Linked DNA regions of Homo sapiens: region 1 is linked to region 2. Evidence: read pairs that join two places in POLR2A ChIA-PET (ENCODE). Cell type or tissue: PC-9. All regions are shown on one strand. Each heading gives the region's core, and the rest is flanking DNA. Links, peaks and the distances in the headings are about the cores only.

Region 1 (5,370 bases), core at 207-5,206, 64 kb after region 2:
AAATCAGAACTTGTCACACCCCCTCTATAATCTTCCAGTTCATTCATTCAGCAAAAGCTTATAGACCAGCTGATATGTGCCGCAAGCAAAATCCTTGATCTCATGAAGTCTGCATTCTAGTGGGTGAAGATAAGAGACACCATCCAGTAACTTTCCGTCATACTTAAAAAAGATCCCCTTTTCATGGTTCAGGAGATGCTAAACGATGCAGCCCCTTCCCATGTCTTTGACCTCACCTTTGCGTTCTCCCCTTGTTCCTGCGGTGGGTCACCCTCGCCTTAGGGCTTTTGCACTTGCTGTTCCCTCTACCTGTGATACCCTTTCCCTGGATCCTTGGATCGCTGAGACTAGCTCCTGGGTATCATTCAGCTCTTCACTGACCTGCTACCTTGGAAGGCTGTCCTCACCTGCCCAACCCCTTCTGGGAGTTTATAAAGCTACTTCACACCTACTCGCCATTACTGGAAATAATCTTGTTCCTTTATTTAGTTACTTTATAGATGCTCAATAACTACATTTGTCAAATCAATGACACTGATTTTCCTATAGTGTTTTATAATGTTTATTGAATGACTATCTGTTATGCACAATTCATCCATTCACCAAATATTTACTGAGTGTTTCTGTGTGCCAAGCACTGATCTAGGCTCTGGAGAAGCAGCAGCAGACAGGCTGACAAAGTCCATTCTCTCCCGGGGTGTGCTTTCTGGTGGGGGTGACAGATGAGGAACAATTATATTGTTATATCTGTGATAAATGGTCAGATAGCGAGTAGGGTCACAAAGAATAGTGTGGTGGGGAACTGAGTGTGGGGGGAAAGGCTGTCTTGGTGAGGGAGGGCCTCTGGTAAGGTGACAGTTGCGCTGATGCTCGCTGCAGTGAAGCTGATGACCAGAGCATTTACTGTGTGCCACAAAACTGCCAGAGCCAGGTGCTACGATCCCTTTTCTCAGAAGGGAAAATTGAGGCCCTGTGAGGTGAAGGCATTTTTTTAAGACTACACAGTTTAAAAGTGGGCGGGGCTGGAATTTGTCTCATGACTCATGATTGCCAGACACCAGAGCCGTTTCTGTGTTTAAACTTGGTCCCCCAAGCCCTGTCTGGTTCTCATAGCTGACAAATAATATTTAATGCCTTATTCTTTGCCAGCTGGAATTACAAAACACTGCTCAATTTCCATCATAGACAGCGAGAGGCTGTGTGGTATAGTGGCTGTGAGTGTGGGTTCTGGAGCCAGTCAGGTCAGATTTTACTATTTGAGTGACTCTGGACAAGTTTTTAACCTCTATAATGCTTCAACTTTTCTCATCTGTAAATGGGCATAATAATTGTCCCTGCTGAGTGTGGTGGCTCATACTTATAACCCCAGCAATTTGGGAGGCTGAGGTGGAAGGATTGCTTGAGCCCAGGAGTTCGAGACCAGCCTGGGCAACATAGGGAGACCCCGTCTGTACAAAAAATAGAAAAAAAAATTAGCTGGGCTTGGTGGCACACGCCTGTGGTCCCAGCTACTTGGGAGGCTGAGGCTGGAGGATTGTGTGAGCTCAGGAAGTCAAGAATTCAGTGAGCTGTGTTCGCACTACTGCACTCCAGTCTGAGCGACAGATCAAGACCCTGTCTCAAAAAAAAAGAAAAAAGAAAGAAAGAAAAGAAAAGTCCCTGTCTCACAGGATTATCATCAGAATTAAATAAGGTTAATTTTGTTATTAACACATGTTAATCGTGTGTGTGGCAACATAGAAAGCACTTAATATCAGCTATTACTGTTGCTGTTTTTCTTGTCAACCTAATTTCTCCGTCTTCCCTGCCCCCCCCAACCAAAACAAAACAAACAAAACAAACAAAACAAACATGCTTTCTTTCTAGAATTAGGGTAATATTCAGATTTCCTCGGTGGGACCATCACAAGGTCTTGGGTTCACCTGAGGCACAGATCCTGCCAAACCCCAAGCTTATTAGACTACAAAGTCAAAACAAAATATTTTGGTTCTCTGAAGCAGTGGCTGGGTCGGGATCCTGTTTCTACATCCTGCCAGCTTATATGAACGGAAGAGATGGTACAGGCCCCGCCTGCAAACCACAGCTTTGTTTTGAGCCAGCTTGACTTGACAGCTTCCCTGTTTTACCTGCTGACTTCTTTAGCCCTGGTTTGGCAGCAGAAGAGCAACTGAACCGGTTTACAGCTTGCCATTTGTCACCGGTGAAAACTGAGCAACTCCTAGGAAAATGAGGGTTTAAATGTAGTTAATTTTTTTTTCTCTTGTCTTTTTAAGTTTTCCTTTTTGTGTCTCAAGCCATAGAAAAACTACATTCTACTTTTACAGGAGAAACCTGATAATACATTTGTGGTCTCTCCTGAAACATGTAGATCTTTGGGTGTATGTTAATTTTCACCTTTAATAAGCATCAGGACTTTATTTTTCCATTTTGGTTGGAAATCTACAATTATATTTACTTGTTTCTGGTTCTTCTTTAAGAATGTATAAAACACAGATTAACATTTCCTTGAATCTGGATCTTAATGATGAATGGATTCTCATGGTAAACATCAGGGCTTAATGAAGAGTGTAGACTGGTACATGGGGCACAACTGCTTTCTTTAGTTTTTTGGTTTTGTTTGTTTGTTTGTTTTTGAGACAGTCTTACTCTGTCCCACAGGCTGGAGTGCAGTGGTACAATCATAGCTCACTGCAGCCTCGAATTCCTGGACTCAAGTGATCCTCTAACCTCAGTCTTCCAAGTAAAGGTCCACATCACCATACCCGGCTAATTTTTAAATTATTTATAGAGATGGGGTTTTGCCATGTTGCCCTGGCCTCAAGTGATCCTCTCACCTCAGCTTCGCAAAGTATTGGGATTACAGGTGTGAGCCACTATGTCTGGCCACCTTAAAAAAAAACAAACAAAAAAACACCTCATTTGTTATGAAGATAGATAAAATGTTTGTTTGTAAAATGTTTGCGCATCAGGCCGGGCGCTGTGGCTCACGCCTGTAATCCCAGCACTTTGGGAGGCCGAGGTGGGTGGATTACCTGAGGTCAGGAGTTACCTGGCCAACATGGTGAAACTCCATCTTTACTAAAAATACAAAAAAATTAGCCGGGCGTGTGGCGGTCGCCTGTAATCTCAGCTACTTGGGAGGCTGAGACAGGAGAATCGCTTGAACCCGAGAGGCAGAGGTTGCAGTGAGCCAAGATCATGCCATTGCACTCCAGCCTGGGCAGCAAGAGCAAAACTCTGTTTCAAAAAATATAAAATAAAATGTCTGAGCATCTATGTTCATAGAAATCATGACCTTCACATCTTTGAGGAGTGTCAGTGAAACTATGAATATGATGGTATAATATTTATACTGCAGCAGCTCTCATATCAGCCACCTTTTACATTGTCTTCACAAGCAGGTTTTTGTTTGGTACTTTAAATCACAGGCGATGGAATGGGGCAGTGTAATATGCCTTAAGTCTATTGTTTATGAAATTATGTCCTCAGAGTTAAAATATGTAGAAAGTAGTTGACAGCATTCTGTCATCTCTCCCATGCACTGCTTTTGCTGTGGATGAAAATGAATAAGCAACTCTGGAAACCAAGGTCCTCTGGGAACATAAAAACTCCTGTGGCTATTAATGGATTTAATTGTATTTCCTCTCTGCCACCAAGATATGCAATAAATTGTTTATGCCCTTGCCGTTAGTGGGGAGAATTGTTCATTAAACGCATGTAATGTCATTATTGCTTTGTTTTTATTACTTGTAGGTAGTCCTATCTCTCCTTTTAAAAAAAGTATAAAAAGAATGGCCGTAATTATTAAACACTGGCCATTAATCCCTTTGGTTGACTTTTTCCTCCATGGAGAAAAAGGAAAGTATCATCTCACTGGGGAAGCAAGCTTGGGCTGGAAATGGGTCATGGTCTCCCAAATCTAAGATCTGGCAGAAGGTTGGTTTTGTATGCTTTGGACTTGGGCCAAGTGATATGTTTACTTAGGCTCCAGAAGGGCCTGGTTCTAAGGCAGCCACACTGATAAATGAATGCCTTGTATCAAGTGTGGAGAGGCTTCATTATATTTAAATCCACTTAAGAGAACAGCTATAGAAGAATGACTGTTTAGGACTGTGGCTCTGTTTTCTTGTTTGTCATTTAGATATTTCTGCCAATTATAATAAATGTGGAGGAAAAAAAAAGCCAGCAAATTGCTATAGTCTCTTTAAAACCATGTGCCAGAAATGCTTTGACATTAAAGTTTGATTTCTCACTTGGCTTTACCCCACCATGTGGGTTTGGATAAGTCTTTGTAACTCTTCCTGCACATACCTTTACTGTTTCCTCATTTAGTTGAAAGATACTTATTGAGCACACATTACAGACCAGTCACTGCTTGGATACTGAGGAGAGAGCAGTGAACAAAACAGACAGAAATTCCAGCTCTTGCGGAGCTTACCTTCTGGGGACAGGGTGGGCAGCAGGCAGTAGTGAGTGAGTGAGCAAATATTAGGGTGTGTTGGACGGGAAGAATAAAGCTGGATGGGGATAAGTGGGCAGAGGAAAGAGGTCACGGTTTTAAACAAGGTGGTCTAGAAAGACCTCAGAAAGCGAGCCGGCCACATGGAACACACATTTAGGTAAGCTGGGTGCATTTTATGGGATGAGGCCCCCCAGTAGAGGGAACAAGAAGTACTGGCAGGTTCCAGAGCATCCAGGAGGCCAGTTTGGCTGGAGCCAGGTGAATTAAAGAGAGAGTAATGGATAAAGTCAGAGAGGTAAAACAGGTGATCTCACAGGCCATTGTGGGACTCTGGCTTTGATCTTGAGTGAGATGGGAAGTCACTGGGGCTTTTGAGCCAGCGAGGAGGCATGATGGTCACTTCCACCCTAAAAGAACCCCTGACCACTGTGTGTGGAAGCAGGGAGTCCGGTCAGGGGGCTGCTGTGATGATCTAGGTGGGAGCTGATGCTGGCTTGGACTAGGGTGGTGGAGGTGGAGATGAGAAAGTGGTGGGAGTCTGGGCATATTGTCAAGCCTGAAGGATTTGCCTATGGATTGGATTTGAGGTGTGACAGAACAAAAGGATTCAAGGATGACACCAATAGTTCATTTAACTTCTTTGTGTCAGTTTTCTGTTTGTTTTCTTTAAAAATAATTATTGTCGTCTCTTTATCTTAGCGACTTTCTGTGAGAATGAGATCTGTGTAACAGAGCTCTTGAGGGAGTTTTTTTTGTTTCCACTTTTACCATTTGTAATTAATTGGAAATAAAATTTCTTGGGAATGTACTGGGTGATAGAATAATCCATAGGTTGGCACCTGATTGTTTTAAAAACCTGGATGAGTTCTTCTTATGCTTTAGGCCACAGTGATGCTGTGGGAATGGCT
Region 2 (5,304 bases), core at 305-5,304:
GGCCTGAACTGCACCCTGGATTCGCCTCTACTAGAGGTGAGATGGCTGTTGTAGATAATGGAAAACCCTCCACTTAAGGAGAGACCCCTGGGGCCAGGGCGAGGCTTGAACTTGACTCAGTGCTAGGTCTCCAGCACCCAGCATAGGCCAGTGTCCCACTGTCACCCCCAGCCATGGGGACAGGGGCTCTGGACATCCAGCCTAGGCTCAGGCTATCAGTCGGGGAGGTCATCTAAGTCCTAGAGCAGGCAATGGGGCGCAGCCTTCAGCCTCATTCCCTGCTTCCCTCTCCCAGCAGCAGGGTCCTCCACACATCCCTGCCCGCCCCTTGCCCTGAGGCCAGAAGGACTTGAGCAGCCCCGACTCCACCTCCCCTCAGTGGGGCTCTAGAGTCTGACCCCAGAAAGGGCAGGATATGGCAATGACCTCCGACCTCTGGGTTCATGATATCCCCATCCGGTTGGTGCTCTTCTACTGGAGCTGAGGGTCCTGGTAGGATTGAGTTCCTGGGCTCTGAGTCCCCATTCCTAGAGCCTATTGGGCCCCCAGGCCCTGGTAACCCTGGGGTGTTCAGGCCTATTCTTTTTCTCCTGACTCTTGGGCCAGATGGGCCTTCCTCCCCAAAGCAGGGTTACTGCCTCCTCGGCCCTCCCGGCACCGCCGGCACCTGAGCTCAGCCCACGTTCTGCTTCATCCCTCCAGCTGCTGCTAATGCCCTGCTGGGCTGAGCTAGCATGCGGGCGCTGGTAGGGCTGGAGGGGATCCAAGAGCAGCTCCTTTCACATGCAACACGGGCACACACTCGTTCGTGTGTGTGCACCAATTCCCTTCCCTGCGCCTTGGCCTAGTCAGTGAGGACATGGAGCCTCCTGGGGTTTAAAAACTCTGTTGGGGCCCCTGCTCTGCAGGGCCCGGACAATCATTCCAGCAGATCTGGGGACCCGTCCCAGTGCACCCAGGTGGGCAGACTGCCAGGGGCTGAAGTCTGTATCTGGTGTCCTCCTGGGGTCAATTCCTGAAGTCCTCTTCTCCAGCCTGCAGGGGTGAGTGGGGCACTGGTGGGTGAATGAGCCAGACTTTGCCTTCCCCGATCCCCATGGGAGTTACTTGGAGCCATTTCTGGCTACAAGCCCCTGGGGTTCCCCTCGCCGGCCCCTTCCCGCTCCTGCCTGGTTCACCTCAAATGTGGTGTCCACAATCTCATCGATGACGGCTGCCTGGGAGCGGAACTTCTGCTGCTCCTGCTCCACGCTTGCCACCAGCTGCAGGTAATGGAACAGGAGCTCCTGCTGCCTGCGGGTGGGCGGGGGGGTCGCAGAGACAGGGGCTGGGCTGACCTGCTGGCTGGGCCTACTGCACCCCAGAACCACCCAGAGGCTCTTCTTGCCTGCCTCCTCCCCACAAAATTTATATGACTGCAGACCTGCATTTCCAGGAGGTCTCCTTTTCCAGATATGAGAAAGAGCCCAAGTCTGCCTGTAGCGCAGAGGCTTCTGGCTTTGTTTATCTTCCTAACCACCCATCCCTCCACCCACCCATTTGTCAGCCCCATTCCTCCCCATACGCCCACTCGACCATCCACCCATCCATCCACCCACCTCCTTATCCAGTCACTCACCCATCTGGCCCTCCAGCCACTCACAACTCACCTCCCCCTCCACCCACCTGCTCTTCCCTGTAGCCACCCCCCACCCACCCATTGACACCTTCATCATGCTGTGTAGTCAGTCACCCACCTGTCCCTCCACCCACTCATCTGCCCACCACATTACCCATTGTCCCATTCACACCCTCCCCGCCATCTTGTCAACCCATTCATCAAAGAACACTGGAAACAATGAACACAGCAAGGTACTCCGAGGAGATGGAGATGAATGAGAGACAGCTTGCCCTCAGAGCCAGACAGCTGCTGACACTTTGAGGCATGAAATTGGGTTCTGAGGGGCCCAGAGGAGGGAAACCTCGCCTGATGCTGGCGACCTGGAAAGACTTCTGGAGGCAGCGTCAATGAGCTGAGTTTGAAAGATAAGTGAGAGCCCAGGCGCGGTGGCTCATGCCTGTAATCCCAACACTTTGGGAGGTCAAGGCAGGTGGATCATTTGAGGTCAGGAGTTCCAGACCAGTCTGGCCAACATGGTGAAACCCTGTCTCTACTAAAAAAATATACACACACACAAATAGCTGGGTGTGGTGACATGCACCTGTAATCCCAGCTACTCGGGAGGGTGAGGTGGGAGAATCGCTTGAACCCAGGAGGCGGAGGTTGCAGTGAGCCTAGATTGTGCCACTGCACTCCAGCCTGGGTGACAGAGTGAGACCCTGTCTCAAAAAAAAAAAAAAAAGAAAAAAGAAAAAAAGAGAAAGATACATGAGGGTTTACCAGGCTTGGGCAGGGCTCCTGGTGCTCCCAGGCCTGGCTCCCCAGAGATCCTTCTCATGGGGACAGCATGAGTCCCCAGATGTCCTGGCCCAGCTGGCCACTCAAGTGGACAGGAATGGAGGTTGAGCATCGGACCTCCAGGCCTTGATCTAAGCTGTTCCTCCAACCGCCTCATTATCCCTCCACTTGGCTGAAGTCTACTCATTCTCCATGGCCCAACACAGGTCTTTAGAGGTGGGGTCCTCATGGGCAGGGGCTGAATCTGTGTCCTCTTTGGGTCCCTGGAGCCCTCACAGGGCCCAGACTTGACAAAGGTTGGGGATGGTTCTGGGGTGAAGGAATGGGTGGCACCCCTGCTGCTGGGATTAGCCAGGTGGCACACACACCTCTGGATGTGCAGAAGCCACCCAGGGTCTCCTCGTTGCACCCACAGGCTCATCCACAAGCCTCAGCGCTCCATCCCCTTCTAGAGGGGCAGGCAATGTCCCTTTCCCTCCAGCCCTCCAGCCAGGCCCCCAGGCCTCACCCTCAGACCCCAGGCCTCGCTCCCTTCCTGTCTCCTCACTTCTCAGTCATGGTCCCAAACTTTTTCTCGATGAGCCGCTTCAGCATGGTGCCTTCACTCGCCACCTCTTTGGGCTCTGGATGTAGAGAAAGAAGGGTGAGGTCAAGGCCTGGATTTGGAGAGGAGGCAGAGGAACCCCATGTGTCAGGAAGATAAGGGCTAATGGAGTTTCTGGCCAGGCTGCTCCAGGAGGTTGCTTCTCCGGGCATGCAGCACGATGCAGTTCCCTTTGTTTGCCCGTCTAGCACCCACCCCACTTCTGGAAGAAGTGCCCCAATTGTCTTGAGGAACAAATCACTTCTACCCCCTTTCAGTCCATGTCCTTTGGCTGAGGTTAGCCCCACCTCCAGCTTCAGGGATACCCCCTTTCAGTCCATGTCCTCTGGCTGAAGTTAGCCCCACCCCCCAGCTTCAAGGACAGGTAACTTAGGCCTGGCCAATTAGAACTTTTTTTTTTCTTTTTTTTTTGAGACGGAATCTCACTCTGCCGCCCAGGCTGGAGTGCAGTGGCACAACCTTGGCTCACTGCAACCTCTGCCTCCCGGGTTCAAGTGATTCTCCCGCCTCAACCTCCCGAGTAGCTGTGATTACTGGTGCCCACCACCATGCCCAGCTAATTTTTGTATTTTTAGTAGAGACAGGGTTTCACCATGTTGGCCAGACTGGTCTTGAACTGCTGACCTCAGGTGATCCGCCCGTCTCAGCCTCCCAAAGTGCTGGGATTACAGGTGTAAGCCACCATGCCCGGCCCCAGGTAGGTCTTTTAAGATTTGACAAGCACAGTCAGGTGTTGTGGCTCACACCTGCAATCTCAGCACTTTGGGAGGCTGAGGTGGGAGGATCATCTGAGGTCAGGAGTTCCAGTTTGAAACCAGCCTGGCCAACCTGGTGTAACCCCATTTCTACTAAAAAATACACACACACACAAAAAAACAACAACATTAGGCGAGTGTGCTGGCGCATGCCTGCAGTCTCAGCTACTCAGGAGGCTGAGATGGAAGGATTGCTTGAGCCTGGGAAGCATAGGTTGCAGTGAGCAGAGATTGCAGCACCGCACTCCAGCCTGTGCGACAGAGCACAAGACTCCATCTCAAAAAAAAAAAAAAAAAAAAAAAAAAGACTTGACAAGCAGTTTAACTGGCTTTGGGAGGATTGTTCTAGGGTCCTCTGGACTAAAGTCCTCCTGAGTCTCAAATTCTAAAACTCTAAAACTGAGTCTGGAATTCTGTGACTGTGGAAGGAGGTTAGGGGGATGGAGAGACTGGCCCCCACTGCGGACGGGCAGGTGGGGCCAGGGCGGGCCAGGCCCATACCTGCAGCTCTGAGCTCCGTCAGTGAGTCTTCCAGCAGCTTCTCTTGGATCCGGGCGGCCCTCTGGGAAGAAGAGGCCTCAGATCTGCCAGAGTCCCAGGCCTGCTCAACCCTGGAGGCCCCTGGCCTCACTCCTCCAGCTTCCTGATCTGGTCCACCTGTCCCACCCCACTCGGTACCTCCTGCTTCGCTTTCTCAAGGCCTTTGAACAGCGCCGTCTGGAAGCTATCCACCAGGACAGTAATCACCAGGCTGGGGAGAGGGACAGGGGTGTGCCCTCAGCGAGGAGGCCAGAGGAGAGGGGCACCCGGTACTTCTTGTGGGTTCAGCGTGGCATGACCAGGGTGAGAGGGCTGGGGTAAGGGTCCCAGGGGAGAGGAGGAAGTGTGGGTGGTGCTGGGCAGCAGAGCAGGGGTGAGTCCTCACTTGAGGAAGATGAAGTACTGGATGATGATGTAAATTACGAGGATGGGAATGATGTACCAGGCGCCTAGGGGGAGCAGGCCAGAGGGCACAGTCAGGCTGTGCTCGCCACCCCCAACCACGACCTGCTCCCTTCCCATACCCGGACATGCAGGCATCAGAAGCCCCACTTTGCCGATGGGGTCACTGAGCCCTGGCCGGTCCACCCCGCCAATCCCCGGCCCTCCCTGCAGCCTGGGGCCTGCCCTACCCTGGGCACGGCTGTCCATGTAGATGAGGGACCAGTCATCCAGCGTGAGCAAGGTGAAGAGGGTGAAGATGGTGGTGAAGATGTTCTGGAAGCGCTTGGGGTCAGATTTGCGGAACAGTGCCCGGAGGACCGCGGAGAAGAGGACTGGCTGTTCAGGGCCAAACTCAGCTCTCCAGTGCTATCCCCACCCCAGCGCCCCTCGTCCTGCCCCATCCCTGCTCCCCGCACCCCTTTCACCGCAGCCCCTCAGGCCCCCACCCCAGCCCCTGCAGCACCAGGATACAGAGGCAGGTAAACATGAGGATGAGGATGGCTGCGATGGACGGCAAGGACTGGCCCAGGGTCCCTGTCACTTCCTGGACGCTGGTCAGGAAG

The links. Peaks named below come from ENCODE experiments on the same cell type or tissue, not always from the same donor. Only the 100,000 strongest peaks of a DNase experiment are listed, where the experiment ranks them.
Region 1: POLR2A ChIA-PET joins it to region 2 with 10 read pairs; 4 of 35 experiments call an interaction of 5 or more read pairs at or near these places.

The regions. Positions count from the first base shown.
Region 1 is chr11:66,079,612-66,084,981 of GRCh38, forward strand. The region is part of intron 1 of PACS1 (phosphofurin acidic cluster sorting protein 1); the gene reads left to right. Among named protein-coding and RNA genes, the nearest start is that of PACS1, 12 kb to the left of the region's middle. RefSeq lists an enhancer at 852-901. In PC-9, for the core only: no CTCF peak of the experiment used is centred there; DNase peaks (open chromatin) are centred at 1,070 and 2,110; H3K4me3 peaks cover 790 bases; H3K27ac peaks cover 2,234 bases.
Region 2 is chr11:66,015,882-66,021,185 of GRCh38, forward strand. It overlaps CATSPER1 (cation channel sperm associated 1), which reads right to left. Exons shown (of 12, transcript NM_053054.4): 5 at 5,213-5,304; 6 at 4,930-5,073; 7 at 4,683-4,746; 8 at 4,436-4,508; 9 at 4,259-4,319; 10 at 2,946-3,021; 11 at 1,179-1,293; 12 at 871-1,035. The coding sequence ends at 1,009. Among named protein-coding and RNA genes, the nearest start is that of CST6, 6.5 kb to the left of the region's middle. In PC-9, for the core only: no CTCF peak of the experiment used is centred there; no DNase peak of the experiment used is centred there; H3K27ac peaks cover 209 bases.